Regions from separate parts of the Homo sapiens genome. Here region 1 is linked to region 2. A link is a contact called in ENCODE Hi-C or POLR2A ChIA-PET data. All regions are on one chromosome and are shown on one strand. The core of a region is the stretch at or near the end of the contact, and the rest is flanking DNA. Distances in the headings are between cores, read along the strand shown. Region 1 overlaps PKP2 (plakophilin 2). Region 2 overlaps PKP2 (plakophilin 2).

Region 1 (4,623 bases), core at 1,570-4,069, 57 kb after region 2:
TATTGCCTTATTTTTCTATTTTCCAGGCTCCAATGTCTGTCTGTCTAACCACACTATGTGGATATTTGAAAGGAGCCCAAATGCTACATGGTCAGCAATGAATTTTAATGTATCTCTTTTTTCATTCCCAAACTTGTTCCTTCTTTTTATAATCCTTTTTTTTTTTTTTTTTTTGGAGGCAGAGTCTAGCTTCATCACCCAGCCCAGGCTGGAGTGCAGTGGTGCGATCTCAGCTCACTGCAACCACTGCCTCCTGGGTTCAAGCAATTCTCCTGCCTCAGCTTCCCAAATAACTGGGATTACAGGTGTACGCCACCATGCCCAGCTAATTTTTTTTGTATTTTTAGTAGAGACAGGGTTTTGCCATGTTGGCCAGCCTGGTCTTGAACTCCTGACCTCAGGTGATCCATCACCTCAGCCTCCCAAAGTGCTGGGATTACAGGCGTGAGCCACAGCACCTGGACTATAATCCTTCTTAATAATCATCACCATCCACCAAAAGAAGATGGAAATCTGAGTAATTGTGTGCTGTCTACCTCTGAAAAGGCTTTCAGTTCTTACACTTCCCTCTAATGCTTCTAATGTTTTCCTACATTGTGCATCTTTCATGCCGATTATTGCAATAGCCTCCTAGTTGGTCCCTATAAACAGTATCTCCTCCCCTTCTCCAGCTCAACATGGCTAGTAAGTTACGTATCTAAGCTATACAGTTGTTCTGGACACACTCTTTAGAAAGTAAACTAAAAAGACTCAGCCTCTACTTCTTAGCATTGTACTCCTGACTGTTCATGAAAACCTTAGCTTTTCTAGCCATACTCATTGCATTTCCCCCAGGCAACCCGCAGTTTAAGCACACCCAGTTGCATCTGGTAAACCTTGTAAGAGCTAAAGCCTGTGTCCTGTGATATCACACCTGCAAGGATATCTATATGTATACGATCAATATTCTTGTCCTGTTTTCTCAGGCCACGGAGAATTGTGTGTGCATTCTTCATAACCTCTCCTACCAGCTGGAGGCAGAGCTCCCAGAGAAATATTCCCAGAATATCTATATTCAAAACCGGAATATCCAGACTGACAACAACAAAAGTATTGGATGTTTTGGCAGTCGAAGCAGGAAAGTAAAAGAGGTATATTGGGAAGTTTTTGAAAGAATGAGAAAGGGAGAGAATGAGAGAGAGTGTGTGTTTGTGTATATGTGTATGTCTAAGTACTTGGTATATATCGGCACTATTTTAAGTTATTTTAATTCTTACATCAACCTTTTGAAGTGTGTATTATTAATACCCTCATTTACCAGTGAGGAAACAGAGACACAGTAAGATTAATTTTCCTGGAATAATTCAGCAAATAAGTGGAAGAGATTGAATACAATGCCAGGCAGTCTGGCTCCAGATTTTCATTGCTACCCATGAACCGTACTGCTTTATGCCTTATAGGTTAGGAAATAAGCTTAATGCAGCATAGCTAATTGTATATAAATTGTTTTTATTAAAGTCGGCCCTGATATTTGGCCTTGGGTATTCTAAAAACAAACTTTGGACATACTAAAAGCAAACCTCATAGGAAGGAATACATATTTATTTCCATACTGATATGAAAACTAAGAGAATGTAACCTCCCCTCCTTCTCTGAGTATCGTGGTATTTGTGGAAACCAGCTGGTAAATTTAGAACCCTGGTGCTATCCTGGACACTTTCACAAGACTCTGAGGGAACAGGCCTGTTTTTCTTATCTACAGGGTGGTTGTGACTAATTTAGCTTTTAGCTCAACAGCAGCCTGAAAACCATTCTAGAATGACCTATGCTTAATTCTCTGAATTTTCTCTCACTGGGAGAAATATCAAGTTAGGGGTGTGGAGTGTTATTAGGAAGAAATAATCATTATGGGCTAAAAGTTAAGTGATTAGAAATTATATATATTTGCTTTTAAAATTTCTATTTCAAGGGCTTCTTATGCAAATTATGAGCCTTTCTAGACAGTATTTCTGGTCTCCTGGTTTGAGTGTGAAATTATAGCCATCACCTGACATGCATTAATTCTGGATTCCTTTTGTGTGTGGTCAGCAATACCAGGACGTGCCGATGCCGGAGGAAAAGAGCAACCCCAAGGGCGTGGAGTGGCTGTGGCATTCCATTGTTATAAGGATGTATCTGTCCTTGATCGCCAAAAGTGTCCGCAACTACACACAAGAAGCATCCTTAGGAGCTCTGCAGAACCTCACGGCCGGAAGTGGACCAGTGAGTATTGGGCCTGATTTCCTACTTTTTAAAATAATGATATTGTAGACATACCTACATTCAATTCAGAGATGAAACAGTGAGGGAAGAGAAAAAGGTTTCTTATTTTAGTAAAGACAATTCTCAGAAATTACAGAGGGCTTCGGTCTCAGCTTATGCAAAGTCAAGTCAGGCTGCTTGACTGACAAGTCAAGTCAGTACTCTTTCAGTTACAGATCTCAGAATCCTGCCTCAAGCTGGTTTAAGCAAAAAAGAGGAAATTTTTGGCTTATGGCACTGAAAACTCCAGGGTGGGCCTTCTTTCTGTCGTGACTGGACTTAGGTGCACCAGTGATTACAGTTGACTTTCTTCATCTCCGGGCTTGGTTTTCCTCTGCTGGGTTTGTTCTCAAAGGCTCTCTCCATAGGGTAACAAAGACAGCCATGAATTATTTCAGGCTCACGTTTTATCAGCCCAATGTGTCCCCCACAAGAAACAAACTACCATTTTCCCAATAGTGTTGTTAAGAAGTTGGAGAATATGTCTCACGGGCTGGCTTGGGCCTCTTGCCCATTTCTGAACCAATACCTGTGTCTATGAGGCTATGATGTTCTAATTGGCCAAGTCTGGATCATATGCCCAGATGTGCACTTCCAGGGCATGGGTTTGATTGGATGAGGGCCACTGCCACTTGTACCACATGGGCTGAAATGGTAAAGGAGTGCTCCCTAATGGAAAATGAGACTGTTACTACCAAAGGAAGGAGGAATAAATGCTGGGAAGGCAAAAACAACAGCAGATGTCTACTGCAGTATGGAGTTGGAAAGGCCATCTGTGCTTTTGTGTCCCAGAAATTCAACTACAAAATAAAGAGCTGATCCTCTTTCCAGATGCACTTACTTTATAGCAGCAAAGTCAAAATAATTAAAATAGTAAAAGGTTATTCCCTTCCCCATGTATTTTATACCCTTCCTATATATTAAGGTATTCTGTAAGTATTTAATGATTTAAACTAAGCTTGTATTCTTTGCCTTGGTCATGAAACGATTAGAATAAACTCCCCCCAAATAGCTCATTGTCTGTCTAGTCTCCAATTATCTCTGTAGAGAAAAGTACTATTGTAAGTAGCAAAAAATATTTATGTTTTACTTGAGAAACCATATTTATTCTTTAATATGTGTGTTTACACAGAAGCTTGTTCTCTGAATAAAATTGTGAAATGCTAAAACCAATATTTCTCTTACCTTAGCATTGTGGTTAAGAATGCAACCAAACTTTCATCTGTTTGGCTTTCTGCAAAATGTACATTGAGAAAGAAACTGGGAACTACCAGGGAGCCCTTAATGACACAGGGACACTAATGAATCACGTTATTCCCCATTTTCCTATGCTAGGTTTCCCAAAACCATTTCTCTTACTTTGCTAAACTATAGAAGCCCTCTTTTTAATTCCCAGCTAACATAAAAGAAAATTAAATGGGGGGGGGGGGGTTGTGTGTGCGTGTGTGTGTGTGTGTAAGCTTGCTGTGGTCTGAGTCTAGTTCAATATAAGCTAACCCTTTAAGCTTGGATTTTAGCCTCTTCCATTCCAAGAGCCTCCCACAGAATCCAGACCAGGGGTGCTTTCATTTTTCTGAGGATACAGGGATATTTATGCCACTTAATCTCTCAATATTAGTGTATTACCTAGTTCCTACATTCATTTGCTGAACAAACATTCTTTTGAGCATATTACATAACAGACACTAGCAGTTATGGTGTAGGTTACACAGCAGTAAATAAGACAAATCCCTGTGTTGGGTAATAGTCTTACTGGGATGAAAAACAGAAATTTAAAGTACTAGGAAAAATTTAAGGTACCAGGTCCATAAAGAGCCCAAGTCATACCTAAGGGGCCTAATAGGCCATCCCTAAATGGAAGCTTACACTAAACTGATACTGATTCATACCCAAGGTTGTTAGAATTGGACTTGATTGGAGATTTATAAGAGAAAATCATTAGCAGCATGGGACAAATATGAAGCCCCTTTATTTTATTTTATTTTATTTTATTTTATTTTATTGTATTGTATTGTATTGTATTGTATTGTATTTATTTTGAGGCGGAATCTCACTCTGTTGCCCAGGCTGGAATCCAGTGGCACAATCTTGGCTCACTGCAACTTCTGCCTCCCGGGTTCAAGCAATTCTCCTGCCTCAGCCTCCCAAGTAGCTGGGATTACAGGTGCCCGCCACCACGCCCAGCTAATTTTTGTATTTTTAGTAGAGATGAGGTTTCACCATGTTGGCCAGGCTGGTCTCAAACTCCTCACCTCAGGTGATCCACCAGCCTCAGCCTCCCAGAGTGCTGGGATTATAGGTGTGAGCCACCGCACTCAGCCTCCCTTTATTCTTTTAAGTTAC
Region 2 (4,821 bases), core at 1-2,500:
ATTTAAAAGTTTAATACATCATTGTTATACAGTCTGTAAATATTAATTAGCCTACTTGTATTCTGAGTTATTTTAATATTTGCTTGATTGCAGGAAATCTTCACCGAACCAGCAGTGTTCCTGAGTATGTCTACAACCTACACTTGGTTGAAAATGATTTTGTTGGAGGCCGTTCCCCTGTTCCTAAAACCTATGACATGCTAAAGGTAGGATATCAAAGAATGTAACCCTAGTGATCAGATTACTACCATGAAAATATTTTCAAACTTCCTAAGATTATTTTTGAGTGTTTACTTTTCCCAAGTATTATCATTTCCTAAATGAGTTTTGAGAAAATTGATATTTATGAGGATACCATGGAAAACTAGGGATGTGAAACATTCTTACATCCTAGTGCAAATAAATATGACTCAAGTCAACCAAGTCTTATTTTCAAAAAGCCTTTACCCAGAAAGGGGCAAACTTCTCGTCATCTGATTCAGAGAAACGGACATGTTGGGTAATAGTCCCAGAGTAATTAGTCCTCAGCAAAGTTGAAATTTGATTTATGCCCCCTTTAAACTTTATTTCTCTCATGTGCAGGCTGGCACAACTGCCACTTATGAAGGTCGCTGGGGAAGAGGAACAGCACAGTACAGCTCCCAGAAGTCCGTGGAAGAAAGGTCCTTGAGGCATCCTCTGAGGAGACTGGAGATTTCTCCTGACAGCAGCCCGGAGAGGGCTCACTACACGCACAGCGATTACCAGTACAGCCAGAGAAGCCAGGCTGGGCACACCCTGCACCACCAAGAAAGCAGGCGGGCCGCCCTCCTAGTGCCACCGAGATATGCTCGTTCCGAGATCGTGGGGGTCAGCCGTGCTGGCACCACAAGCAGGCAGCGCCACTTTGACACATACCACAGACAGTACCAGCATGGCTCTGTTAGCGACACCGTTTTTGACAGCATCCCTGCCAACCCGGCCCTGCTCACGTACCCCAGGCCAGGGACCAGCCGCAGCATGGGCAACCTCTTGGAGAAGGAGAACTACCTGACGGCAGGGCTCACTGTCGGGCAGGTCAGGCCGCTGGTGCCCCTGCAGCCCGTCACTCAGAACAGGGCTTCCAGGTCCTCCTGGCATCAGAGCTCCTTCCACAGCACCCGCACGCTGAGGGAAGCTGGGCCCAGTGTCGCCGTGGATTCCAGCGGGAGGAGAGCGCACTTGACTGTCGGCCAGGCGGCCGCAGGGGGAAGTGGGAATCTGCTCACTGAGAGAAGCACTTTCACTGACTCCCAGCTGGGGTAAGTCCCCTCCTGACTCTGCAGTTCAGTCATTGCCAGCACATTCTGTTCCCACAGCCCTGACAGCATGAGCTGGCACTTCTGGGGCTTGAGAGAAGGGCTTCCAGAGATAAGTGATTAAAATAATGACTTTTCAGGCAGCTGCCTAATTGACAGATCAGCCTATTTACCTCAGGGACAGGGGCCAAGCTACCTGCTCACATGGCAGCTTTGTATGGAAATGTGACATTTAGTCCATCTGTTCCAGATTAGATGCTGGCTGAAGGGACCCTACCCCTCAGCCATATGAAAATCTGCTCTAAACTCCAAAGTAGGCCAAGAATTGGAGAATTGCATGCGTATTTTCTTCATCATCCCATGAAATAAAAGGAAAAAATGCTTATTCTTAGCACGAATGCCATTTGGATAACTATGACTGTAAAAAGAGCTAAGGAAAGATGGCTGACTTCTAGATGTCTTTTTTCTTCCTTTGGTACTTGGTACCTTTTAGATTTCTAGTGTCAGTGATTTGAAGGGGTATTCTTTTGGCAGTATTAAATTATTAAAATAACTGAATTTTTAAGTCATTCCTTTCCATTCCTATTTACTTTATAGCTTGACTAATTTAGTGTTTGGAACTTAACCCTTATTCAAGTTTAATGCCTGATCACAAATTTTATAAACTGTGCACGTTACTAAGAGAAAGATTGAGAAATGGATGGCTGATTAGATCAGTAACTCCTGCAATAATGATCTAACATCATTAGGCTAAAACATTAGATATGTTATTGTCATTTGATTGCTAAAGTTGTCTAATGATAGTTGTTACCTCTAAACATCCCTTCAAGTGAAATTGTACAGCATGCTCACTGACCAGGTAGCATCATTAATAAACTACTTCTCAAAATGATGAGGGCTAATCTAATCTTAACACAGGAAATATTTTTTATGATGTAAAATTCACCATGAGATTTCTAACATTTCTTATAGTAAGCAGACCTTAGGCAATATGAGCATACTTACAAAGAGGAAAAATAAGCCGGGAGCAGTGGCCCAGGCCTGTAATCCCAGCACTTTGGGATGCCCAGGCGAGCGAATCACTTGAGTTTAGGAGTTCAAGACCAGCCTGGGCAACATGATGAAACCCCATATCTACGAGCAATACAAATATTAGCTGGGTGTGGTTGTGTGCACGTGTGGTCCTAACTACTCGAGAGGCTGAGGCGGGAGGATTACTTGAGCCCAGGAGATGGAGGTTGCAGTGAGCCAAGATTTGTGCCACTGCACTCCAGCCTGGGGAACACAGTGAGACCTTGTCTCAAAAAAAAAAAGAGAAAGTGTATCAGGTCATTGTTTATGGAGGAAAAAGCTGATAAAGGCTTTTAAACAGGTAATTCAAAATTTATGGAATGCCTACCATAGCCTAGGATTTGTGATAGCCACAGTTTTAGCAAAATGATTTTAACAGTAACAAAATTATTATCTGACATCCTCCAACAACTGGCATTCTCTCCCTCCATCTCTGTGTCCCTTGCTTCTTGAACCACCCTGTCACTTCCCAGTCTCTCGTCAACCCACTGCAATATGATTTCAGTCCCCTCCATTCCACCTAAACAGTCTCCTGACAAATGTAGCAATGATGGCCTTATCTGCTACATCCTAAGCAGACACTATATTGAGTAATATAAGCACTGCTTATATTACTCAACCTGTGGGTGGTGTTTGAGACACCATGAAATTCTCTCATCCCTTGGTTTTCAGGGCACCAGCTTCCCCTGGTTTTCCACTCACCTCTCCAGCCATTCTTTGTTAGTGTTCTCTGCGTGCTCCCTTTCTGCCTGCTCAAAGAAGGCATCTTCAGTAACCCTTCTATTCCAAGTCTTGATGCTCTTCCAGAGAGGCTCTGTGTACCTCACTTTTATCCTTATGGTTCTCAAAGTTTTGTCTGCAATTCCATCCTTGATGCCAAATTCTGGACCTATATGAAAATGTAACAACCTCCTGGAAATTTCACACTCAGTATATCCTAAACTAAACTCATCATCTCCCTATCCTCAACTTCCACCCATCTCCTCCTGCTGTAGTCTACTATTTTCAAACCTGGAAGTCATTCTTATCTTCTCCCTCTGTAGTCACCTATCACCAAGCCATATTTTTCCTTCTATGATGGGTCTTGAATTTTTACCCTTCTTTCCATTTCCATTACACAGGGCTCTCTGCCTCTGGTCTTGCTCAGTCAGAACCGTTCTCTAGGACTGTCAGAATTATCTTTCCACATGTGATTGTTTATAACCCTTCCATAATTCCACTAAGTGTTCATGCTTTTAGGCATGACCTACAAGCCCCATTGTGTTTTCAGCTCTGCTTATCACTTCAGCCTCTTCTCCTTCTACTCTTCTCTGCCATTCATCACCACCATCCCCAAACATACCCACATACCAATACCCAAACCACCTGGAACCTCTTTACTTTCCTTAATGCAAGATATTTATCCATATTCATTCTCTCTCTCTTTCCTTCTTTTCCCCCACTCCACACCTTTACATATGCAGCTCTACTTTTGTCTGACTACTTATAATTCTGGATTTAGCTCAGATACCACCTATTTTCTGACCACTTCCTTCCCAGTCTAGCTTAGGTGCCCCAGATAGCAGCCTTGTGTGAGTGTCTCTATCAGAAAAATATATTGTGGCTATTCATTTGCTTATCTGTTCTCCCTCTGGACTTTGAGATTTTTGTGAATGCTCAATCATCTTTATATTCTCAGCACCCTAAAATGGAAGTAGGCCTATAGTAGGCACTGTATAAATATATGATGAGGCCAGCACAGTGGCTCACATCTGTAATCCTAGCACTTTGGGAGGCCCAGGCTGGAGGATCGCTTGAGCCCAGGAGTTTGAGACCAGCTTGGGCAAAATAGGGAGACCCCGAGACCCCACTTCTATTAAAGATAAACAACTTAGCCTGGCGTGATAGTGCCCACCTGTGGTCCCAGCTACTCCGGAGGCTGAAGTGGGAGGATTGCTTGAGCCAGGGAGGTTGAGGCTACAGTGAGCTGTGATTGTGCCACTGTACCCCAGCCTGGGCAACAGAATGAGATCTTCTTTCAAAAAATAAGTATATGGTGAAAGAGTGAAGGAATTAAAGGAAGGAGAAATGAAATATAAATTTTACTTTTTGCCATCTAGGTTCTTTTGTTGCTCAAATTCTAGAAGTATTAGTCATACTATTTTTGGATTATTGTTTTAATAGACAGGGTAAATTGTATTATAATATTTAATCATATTTCCAAGAGTAGAAGGAACACTTGGGGTCAAGAAATTTAAAAATAATGAGTAAGAAATCTCTTCCTGAGATTTCCCCAAATTCTAGAGAGTAGAAATCATAGAAATCAACTTTTTTTCTCTGATTATGAAAGGAAAATTTGGCTCTCTGTGAAAAGGAGAGGGAGCCAGACGTATTTTGTGTAATGAGGAAGATAGATGCCCAAGGTGGTGCCTGTGCCTGTCTGACCTCCCCCTTTCCTCTGCTGGGCTCCACGCCTCATTTCAGTTCCCCAGGC

The links. A loop is a pair of places that touch in the nucleus more often than their neighbours do. ChIA-PET counts read pairs that join two places held with the same protein, here RNA polymerase II (POLR2A). Pooled maps may share reads with other maps.
Region 1: a loop to region 2 is called in a map of heart left ventricle, with 8 times the contacts of the local background. The contact joins two enhancer-like sites. A Hi-C loop is called at or near these places in 16 of 168 maps with a recorded cell type or tissue (Calu3, OCI-LY7, Right ventricle myocardium inferior and 6 more) and 10 of 50 pooled maps. POLR2A ChIA-PET finds 5 or more read pairs at or near these places in 2 of 52 experiments (Panc1 and WTC11).

Annotation. Positions count from the first base shown.
Region 1 is chr12:32,818,974-32,823,596 of GRCh38, reverse strand. It overlaps PKP2 (plakophilin 2), which reads left to right. Exons shown (of 13, transcript NM_001005242.3): 8 at 966-1,130; 9 at 2,068-2,241. Among named protein-coding and RNA genes, the nearest start is that of YARS2, 65 kb to the right of the region's middle. Within about 2 kb of position 2,819, at least 2 of the 41 ENCODE cell types and tissues checked have a DNase peak (open chromatin) inside an H3K27ac peak, as active enhancers do; they include heart right ventricle, where a contact is called at or near this core.
Region 2 is chr12:32,874,305-32,879,125 of GRCh38, reverse strand. PKP2 (plakophilin 2) reads left to right here. Exons shown (of 13, transcript NM_001005242.3): 2 at 94-206; 3 at 583-1,280. Among named protein-coding and RNA genes, the nearest start is that of PKP2, 20 kb to the left of the region's middle. RefSeq lists an enhancer at 453-977. Within about 2 kb of position 1,250, at least 7 of the 41 ENCODE cell types and tissues checked have a DNase peak (open chromatin) inside an H3K27ac peak, as active enhancers do; they include heart right ventricle, where a contact is called at or near this core.